Regions from separate parts of the Homo sapiens genome. Here region 1 is linked to region 2. The links are chromatin loops, found by intact Hi-C in ENCODE. Cell type or tissue: HepG2. All regions are shown on one strand. Each heading gives the region's core, and the rest is flanking DNA. Links, peaks and the distances in the headings are about the cores only.

Region 1 (4,396 bases), core at 313-4,312, 200 kb after region 2:
TGAATGCTGAGGTCAGACCTACCATAAGCTTGTCCCGTTGTATTACCAAATGGCTAATTCCCTCCCAGGTATTGGAGAAAAAAGTCAGAAGGGCAGCATCCTAAGAGAATGGGTGCCCAGTATGACAAGGAGCTGCTAAGATAAAATGAACTTTCTAACTAAAAACAGAAAAGAAACTATAAAATTGATTTTAAAATCTGCAGGACATTTTTTTAAAATAAAGGATAAATTAACTATGAATATATTGAGTGGTTATGAAACTAATATATCTTAGCATAACAGAGTAGAGACAGCTTTAACTTTTCTATGATACTCATATAGTTATATTTTATGATGCTCTAATAGGTATAGGGTACATAATGAAGAAGAAGCTGTTTGTGGATTCATTGTATTTTATTTTATTTTATTTTTTACTGCTTTGAGTATGAAGAGTCTGCCCAAATATACTACTTATAAATCATACCAAAAGTGCATCAGTGAAAACCACAGTTCCATTTCTTAGGGGAAAAAAAAAATCAAGAATCAAGTTTTAGAATCCAACGATCACATTTTCCTTAATTACAAACGAAGACATCATGTATTATTTTTCTGTATCCACAAGAGATGAGAGAAATGTAATTTTTATCGCATGTTAAGTTTTCACTGAATCACAGTATTATTAAGCTTTAAATCAGAGGATTGTTTCCTTCAGCTAAGTCTAACAATACTAGAAAGTAAAAGGGGGGGACAACCCCCACCTCATCTGGGGCTGCAATATTTGCTGAAAAAAATCTACTTCAAAACATTAATCAAATTTTTCGCCCACTGGGCAACCATATGGTACAGCAGCATGTGAATCTCACAAACTTGCTGATCTCCTGTAACTGGGTGCAATTAATTACGCTGGCTGCATCCATCTCTTGGATTTTCGCCTTGTGAAAAAAGTATTTATTGCAACAGCTTTTACAAAACAAGGGAATGAAAATCACAATTGATTAATGAGCTGAATGGAAATATTTCCGTTAGCAGATTTTTTTAAATGAATAAGGATTAATACCATGGATGGGAATGAACACACGTCGATCTCGCCTTGTACTTTTTGGACCCCCAAAAAGGTGGCAAAAGAGTGGGCAGAGACGGTGCTGTGAGTTCTAACATGCATAATTCACTAGCAGGCTTTAGGTCGCAAGTAATAAAGCCTTAAAACTGGTGAAGTAATAAAGAGGCTGGCTTTACAAGATACTATCCTGGGAGACAGAAAGCTTGTTCTTTGATGTGAAAACACAGATATTAAATACTCAGTGGGTGAGGAACATTACAGGCCTGACAAAGAAGAGAAAGGGAAGGGCTCTTGAAGTAAGCAACCTACTTTGTCCTCAGCTATTTAGGCGCAAAGGTTGCTGCACATATGGGCCGATTACTGTTTTAAGATCCCTCCATAAAACCAAGCATCCGAGAGTCCGTCAGAATGGTACCACTGTCCTTACCTACTGGCTAAAGGCACAAACAATGCATAATTGCAAAATCTTCCCCCAGCAATGTTCAGCCATCATGCACTTGACTTTGCTTAACAGTCAGACCTCGTTCTGGTGCTGAGCCATCCTATGGGGCTTCATGGAGCTTGTTTCTTGATACACATGAGGGTCGTAATCCCTCCCTTCTAACTTAATTTTTTTTTTAGTTTTTATTTTTCAGAGACAGGGTCTCACTCTGTTACCCAGCTGGAGTACAGTGGCTCACTATAATGTTGAACTTCTGGGCTCAAGTGATCCTCCTGCCTCAGCCTCCCAAGTAGTCCTCCAAAGGACTACAGGTGGGTGCCACCCAGCCCGGTTAATTTTGTTTTCTCTTTTTTTAGTAGAGACAGGGTCTCACTGTGTTGCCCAGGGTAGTCTCGAACTCCTGGCCTCAAGTGATCCTCCCACCTCGCCTCCCAAAGTTCTGGGATTATAGATGTGAGCCACCTTGCCTGGCCTCAATCCTTCCCTTCTGAGGGAGTGACAGATCCAAGGCTGACAGTCTATAAACAAAGCAGAAGCAGATGCACTTTGCCCCTTTTCAGAAGTGCCCTCTGGGTTTAAGTCCACCAGCTAGCCAAGCATTAATGACATCATCATTACATGCATGCCTATTTCAGAAAGATCAGTTCCATTTTCCCTAAATAGACAGCAGAGGAGACCGCTTCCAACATTTTGCTAGTTGTTAAATATGTATCTTGAGAAAACGAAACTAATACTAAACATAATGGAAGAAATACGTAAGTTTGAAAGATCAAATATCGTATGACTCTTGAAACAGATAAAGGAAAAAGCTGTTAGGACCAAGCTTTGTAAGTCAACTCTTAAGCCAACCCTTTTCTTTACTGCATCTATTGCATTTAAACTTCTACCAGGAAATTCTGCAAAGGACTTGGTTAAAGAGAATTTACTATTATTTTATTAATGCCTGCAGAGTGTGTGTGGCTAGTATGATGATTTCTCTGCTCAAGTTTGTTGATTGATTTTGTAGAAATGTCCACAGGAGATAAAATCTGCAAACACCTCAAAGATGAGACTGTGTCCAAGAAAAGAGTAATGATACTTTATAAAACAAGAAGTAAGTGACATTTGAAACGATGGTTCATCTCAAACAACACATTTCCTCTGAGCTCCATGTTTATGTTAACATGTAAGTTTAGGAATGCTGATGTAATAGACAAAGATAACTCTTGCCACTTCAAAGTAGCAGGCATGCCTAGGTGGGCAAGAGGTTCAGAAAGCCAGCACTTAAGGTGTTGAAGGGGTAATTTTTAAAAATCTTAAGAAAATCATTCCATTTGAGAATCGGAGCCACCTTACAATCAAAGAAGCCACTGTTTTGAAGAAACCACTATCCTGCAAAAAGTAGACGGAAGTTACCAACAAAAAGTACTTGGCTCCCGAAGAAGAGGAAAATCAGATGGGAACGGGTTGTCCAACCCCTTAAACCAGTGACCCTACAAAGTACACCACCACCCACCACCACCTCTCAGATGATCTCTAAACCCCTCCTACACGCAATGGTTGTTGGCTTAAAAGTTTAAAGAGCTAACAAAATGTTTTAACGAGATACAAATCTCAGAGATCATTAATCAATATGTTCAATGTTATTTGTGATAATTCATCATGACGTGATATTAATGGGTTACTGTACCCTTCAGAGGTGAGATTAATGCAAATGAGCTGCCACAATTAACTTTACTGCTCCCACCTCACAGGAATGGACAGATGATTATAAATGACAACTATATGTCAATTACAATATCCAATAAAGTGAAGCTTAGAGAACAATCCATCTCCTTTTATTGCTCTTCCTTGACGTAGCTGAATTTAGCTCAACCCACTGTTGTCACTATGTAACCATTGTTTGGGGGAGGGAAAAGAGATTTTTCTTCTTTTTTTTTTTCTTTTTTAATTTTTCGATGTCTTAAGAAGTGCTTCAAAAACGTCCATGTAAATACGTTTTCTAAAGGAGGAGAGCCACAGGAAACCAGGAATAAATGCCACATTCATCCTATGTGAGTTAAAGAAAACTGTATCCGTTTTCAAATTGTAGCAGTAAGGCCAGCAAGGAAACAACCTACCCAGCTGTGTATAATATATTTACTCAATTAAAAAAGGAAGACATTAGCACAGCATCCTGAAAAGCCTTGAGTTTCACTAAACAAAAGTTATTTGAAAATGACTCCATCGAAGTAAATAGGTCACAGAGTGGAAAGCAGGTATGAGGCCGAGGGCGGGATGAAAGGTTTGATGTCAGTCTGTACACCTGCACTTGGAGGTGTGGAGTGGGGAGCAGGTCAGTAAATACTACAGTGCTGGCCCTCACAGCAGAGAATTTCTGTGTCTGCATCGTTCCTCCTTGCATGGATGGAGTGATTTTTGACAGCAGTCTCTCTGGTGAAGGTAGGCACGTTGTCATGTTGCCTCCTCAACCCAGATTCTCCTGCCGGGCTGGTGAACCCAGAAGCTGTAAGAATTAGCTAGTATCTCACAGCTACCCCTTCCTGCCCCACTTGAGAGGCTATGTCCACGCCGCCCTCTTCCCCAGCAGACACTGGCTCATCGCTGACTGCCATAGGTCAGCCAGGCCCTGGTCTCAGTCAGGACCAACTCTGCTGTACAATTCACCCTCCAGAGCTTCCCGTGGGATCAAGCTGAAGCTGATCTTCAGCTAAGCCACATCCTTCCTGGACATTTTCCCTGTCCTTTTTTTTTTTTTTTTTTTTTTGAGATGGAGTGTTGCTCTTGTCACTCAGGCTGGAGTGCAACGGCACGATCTCGGCTCACTGCAACCTCCACCTCCGAGGTTCAAGCGATTCTCCTGGCTCAGCCTCCTGAGTAACTGGGACTACAGGCGAACACCACCACTCCCGGCTAATTTTTTGTATTTTTAGTAG
Region 2 (4,396 bases), core at 255-4,254:
GCGTACCAGGATAAAGAGCTTCCTCTAAACAAAGACCCATCTTCCATGTTCCCTCCATCCCCAGCCAAAGGTAGCAGGAACCTTTCAAGTCCTCCAAAATCTACATTACCAAGTTTCCTGTGAGATCCCTCCCTGCTCCACAGCTCAGAAAATAGGCTGGAACCACAACAAGTAACAGCCTGAGAGAGAAGAGGTCCCAGTTCCACTTATTTTAGAAGCCCCATTTCTGAGGACTCCTGTACCTCTTTCGAAGCTTGGGGAAGGTGGGATAATGATCCTAGGGTAGAAATACTGCTTTTCTTTCTGCAGTCCAGCTTGCCTAGGCGGACATTAATTTGGTGACATAAGGTTGCCTTATGCCCTATCCTAGTGTTGGGGGATTGGTGGTTCCTGGAAGCCAGAGAAAAGGAGGGCTAAAAACAATGATGCAGTAAGCAGCTAAGAATGTAGCTCTGGAACACTAGTTTCCAACCAGGGGCCATTTTACTCCCCAGAAGGCCAGACATTTGCCAACATCTGGAGACATGTTTTTATTATCCCTACTGGGAGAGATGGTATCTAATGGCTAGAGGTCAGGGATGTTACTAAACATCTCCAAGATACAGGACAGATGCCCAGTACAAATGACCCACCTTCCAATATTAACAGCACGAAGCCTCAACACCCTGAACCAGAGGAAGCATCTGCAGTAAGTCCCAAATACATAACAGGGGAGCCATGCCTCTCGCAAACCCTCAGTGTAAAATGGTCCCGCTGTTGTAACACCATGCAAAGACGGAACATTAGTAAGAGACTCCCTTCAAACTTGTGGACTCATCCTTAATAGATCTCATTAGTTTGTATTAGTAGATGGGATACGGAATTGGGGAAATAATGCCCAGGGGCTCAACTCTGCTGATGCATCTACTTTTTCTGGGAGGAAAATAACCAAATCTCTGCTTTAGTCATTCAGGGAAACCTAGCACCTGTCTACAGCAACATGTTCAAGATGGGGAGAAAAAAAAAGAAAAGGGAAAAAAAACTGAGAAAAAAGATAAATTATTTATCCAGCATAAATATTAAAGAAAATTGCAAAACATAGTCTGATGTCACCATGCTGTTGTTATAGAATCATCTCGTTATAGCTTCTGGCAAAATACTGTTGTCCTTAATATCACTACAACAGAATCATCTGGCATGTACCAAGCAGGGTACATGTGTCTGCTCGCTGTCGAGGACACTTAGCAGGATGCGAAGCAGCTCATCACACCCCAGCGGAAAATTGTGCAGGGATGCCCTGTTAGGAATGAGCCTGCATTAGGAATAGATCATCAACTTCACCCGAACCCAAGGTGCAATTTAAACCTGACAGACAATGGTCGGGGGCGGTGGCTCATGCCTGTAATCCCAGCACTTTGGGAGGCCGAGGCGAGTGGATCACGAAGTCAGGAGTTCAAGACCAGCCTGGCCAAGACAGTAAACCCTTATCTCAACTGAAAATACAAAAATCAGCTGGGCATGGTGGCATGCACCTGTAATCCCAGCTACGCGGGAGGCTAAGGCAGAGAATTCCTTAAACCCAGGAGGCAGAGGCTGCAGTGAGCGGAGATCACACCACTACACTCCAGCCTGGGCGACAGAGTGAGACTGTTTCAAAACAAAACAAAACAAAACAAAACAAAACAAAACTGGAAGTCAATTAAACACACCCAGTAGTGTACAACAACCAGGTCCGACTGGCTTAAGAGAGCACACTGCTAAACTATCAGGAACTTTAAGACCTAGTTGTTGGGCACACTCATTATTAAGTATTAAAGTAGATAAATGTATGATTCAATAAGCTATATTAAAAAGGTAAAACATACTCAAAGCTCAATACTTCTGAATAATCTTAGTAGATGTGACTATTATCTATGCTCATGAGGTTATTTATGTCTATTAGTCGGCATAGTGCAAATACTTTACATACATAAAATGGTATGGGACTACACATCTCTTTCTAACTCCAAGTTCCAAGCTGCAACTTGAAATCAGCCAAGGTGTGAGTATTTACACCACAGTAATCAGCAAATACTACAAAACAGGGTTTGTTTCCCCTAGTTCCCGCCAACAGAGCAGGTTGTTCAACACTTACCGGCATACCACCACACACCCCCTCACATAGACACCAGGAATATGGTAACAGCATTCACAAGGAAATTTTGTTTTCAGATAAAACATCTACGATTCAAAGTTAGCAAACTCTTTTCAGCAACTACATGGACTCCTAGGTAACAGAGTCATTTAATAAATCTGTACAATAATAATTAAACACCATAAATAACGTATCCATGGAAGCTTCCTGGCTTGCCCTTTAGGCCTTTGTCGCCAAGTGATCCATGCTGACATTCTGAATAAGGCTCGCAAAATAAGTGCATCCAGGAGTGGCGGTGGAAAGTAGGTTTGCTCTCAATAATGTATGAAGCCCCATGCTGGGGAGAGGGATCCTTGGAAAAGCGGCTCCGCGGCAATCTGTTCTTTCATCTGGAGCCAGCGTTCAAGCAAAGGTGCTGCCCCAAATCAGAAGCACAATTGCTCACTTGTGAGCAGATGTCCTTCACGCGGCGGGCAGTGCTCTTTCAACACAGAGCTGAACAAATGCGTGCTGTGAGACAGGCTCCCCTCCCCATTACCCAAAGAACACAGTATACATTAATTTAGTATGTTGTGGAATAACGTTTGAAAGGGGAGTTGGTGCAGTAGAAAAATCACGCAGTGAGGCAAAATAACTTTCCAACCAAACGGGAGGAAGAAAGAGAGTTTGGTTCCTATGGAAGTTGAGGGGGAAAGAGTCTGAAATATCTTCAACCTCAAAAGAAACCCAAAACAGGGTTCCTTAGGGAGTCAAAAGGACCTCACTGGGCAGGCCCAACACAGAGCCAAAATCGAACATCAACCACCCAAAAGATCATTTTCAATGAACATGTAGTTTCATTGAAAATGTGCATAGCTGGAGGAGGCTGTGCATGTGTGAGGACAGGGAGTATATGAAACTCTACACTTCCCACTCAGTTTTGCTGTGAACTTAAAATTACTGTAAAAATAAACTTTATTAATTTTTTTTTTTAAAGTACATGTAAACCTAAACCCTGTAGTCAGATGAACTGTTTCCTTTCCGGCTGGGAATCCCAGTTGGAAGGACTTCCAACATTCATCCTAGGGAGTTTCATGGGGCATCTTTGGTTCTAAGGGAACCTCATCTATAAGGTGTTAGTCAGCTCATCAGAAGGCAGGGCAGAGCAGAGCGTGCCTTGCCAGGTACACAGGCTGTGTAGTACACAAACAGCCCGGAAAACCAGTGGAAAGACCTCCTCCCAGCCTTGATGTAACTGGGACAGAAATGGAGACAAATGCAATGGCACTTCACATTCGCTTCCCCCCACCCCACCCATCTTCCAGAACCTCGACTTCAGGACAGCTTCCGCAAACTCAATCACTTCTTTCAGGCTGACACAATTTGGTCCACTTCCTGTATTTCATTTTGGGAGAGAGAATTATTTTATCTAGGAAAAGTAAAATTAGCAACCTGCTTAGAGACTCCTGCCTTTAAAGCCCCACATCCACTCAACTTCTACACACAAATACTACCGTTTGCCACCTTGATAATTATTAAATTGTAACGTAAAACCCAACTTCTGCTTAAGTATACGTGATTATTAGACTATAAGTCAATTGTGGATAACACGCAGATATAAATGCAGCTAATAAGTCTTACTGTAATGATTAATCAATTTATGAATACATTATTTAAACTAATAGCTCAGGTAGGGTATCTTAAACAAGTTACAGAGTATATCGACCAATTCAAATACCAGCTGCTGGATCAATAGCAAACTGTAAGTAAACTCTGGGGAATAGGTATACTTGGAAAAAAAAATCTGTGAACAAAAGGGTCTTAGATGAAAATAATCTACAATTTCAATTTTTAAGACAAATGTATAGTACTTTAATATATGCCAAGGCCTAAAGAGAAAGGTACAAAAGTATTACTGCAAATTTTGCTTCTATTCCAGCCTATGCAGTAATAATCATTAAGAGCAGCTCCTACAAATTCATATGTTTATACAAAGCACTACATACATATGCAAAAAGACAATGTATTCAAGTTAATTTTGATTCCTTCAAAATTGATAAAGTGGGTTCATTTCATTGCAAGGGAGCATACTTATCTATAACTGACCCTTTAACAGAAAACAAAAATTATGTCTAAAAAGTAAGGTAAGCCATTTTCCTGAAAGGGGCCCATCTTTCAACAGACACACTAGGGGCCACGTGTTCTGTCACAGCCACAAAACCTGCCCCCTAAGCCCCACTGTTGACCACAAGATGTTTTTGTGAGCAAAGTCAATGCTTGCATCATGATGCTGGCTCTTCTCAT

What was found. Peaks named below come from ENCODE experiments on the same cell type or tissue, not always from the same donor. Only the 100,000 strongest peaks of a DNase experiment are listed, where the experiment ranks them.
Region 1: it touches region 2 in a loop (3-fold over the local background); 1 of 110 quality-filtered maps calls a loop at or near these places.

Annotation. Positions count from the first base shown.
Region 1 is chr16:78,282,710-78,287,105 of GRCh38, reverse strand. All of the region lies in intron 5 of WWOX (WW domain containing oxidoreductase), which reads right to left. Among named protein-coding and RNA genes, the nearest start is that of WWOX-AS1, 43 kb to the right of the region's middle. In HepG2, for the core only: no CTCF peak of the experiment used is centred there; a DNase peak (open chromatin) is centred at 2,025.
Region 2 is chr16:78,483,832-78,488,227 of GRCh38, reverse strand. The region is part of intron 8 of WWOX (WW domain containing oxidoreductase); the gene reads right to left. It overlaps WWOX-AS2 (WWOX antisense RNA 2), which reads left to right. Exons shown (of 2, transcript XR_007065129.1): 2 at 1-4,396. Among named protein-coding and RNA genes, the nearest start is that of WWOX-AS2, 14 kb to the left of the region's middle. In HepG2, for the core only: no CTCF peak of the experiment used is centred there; DNase peaks (open chromatin) are centred at 2,107 and 2,537; H3K4me3 peaks cover 790 bases.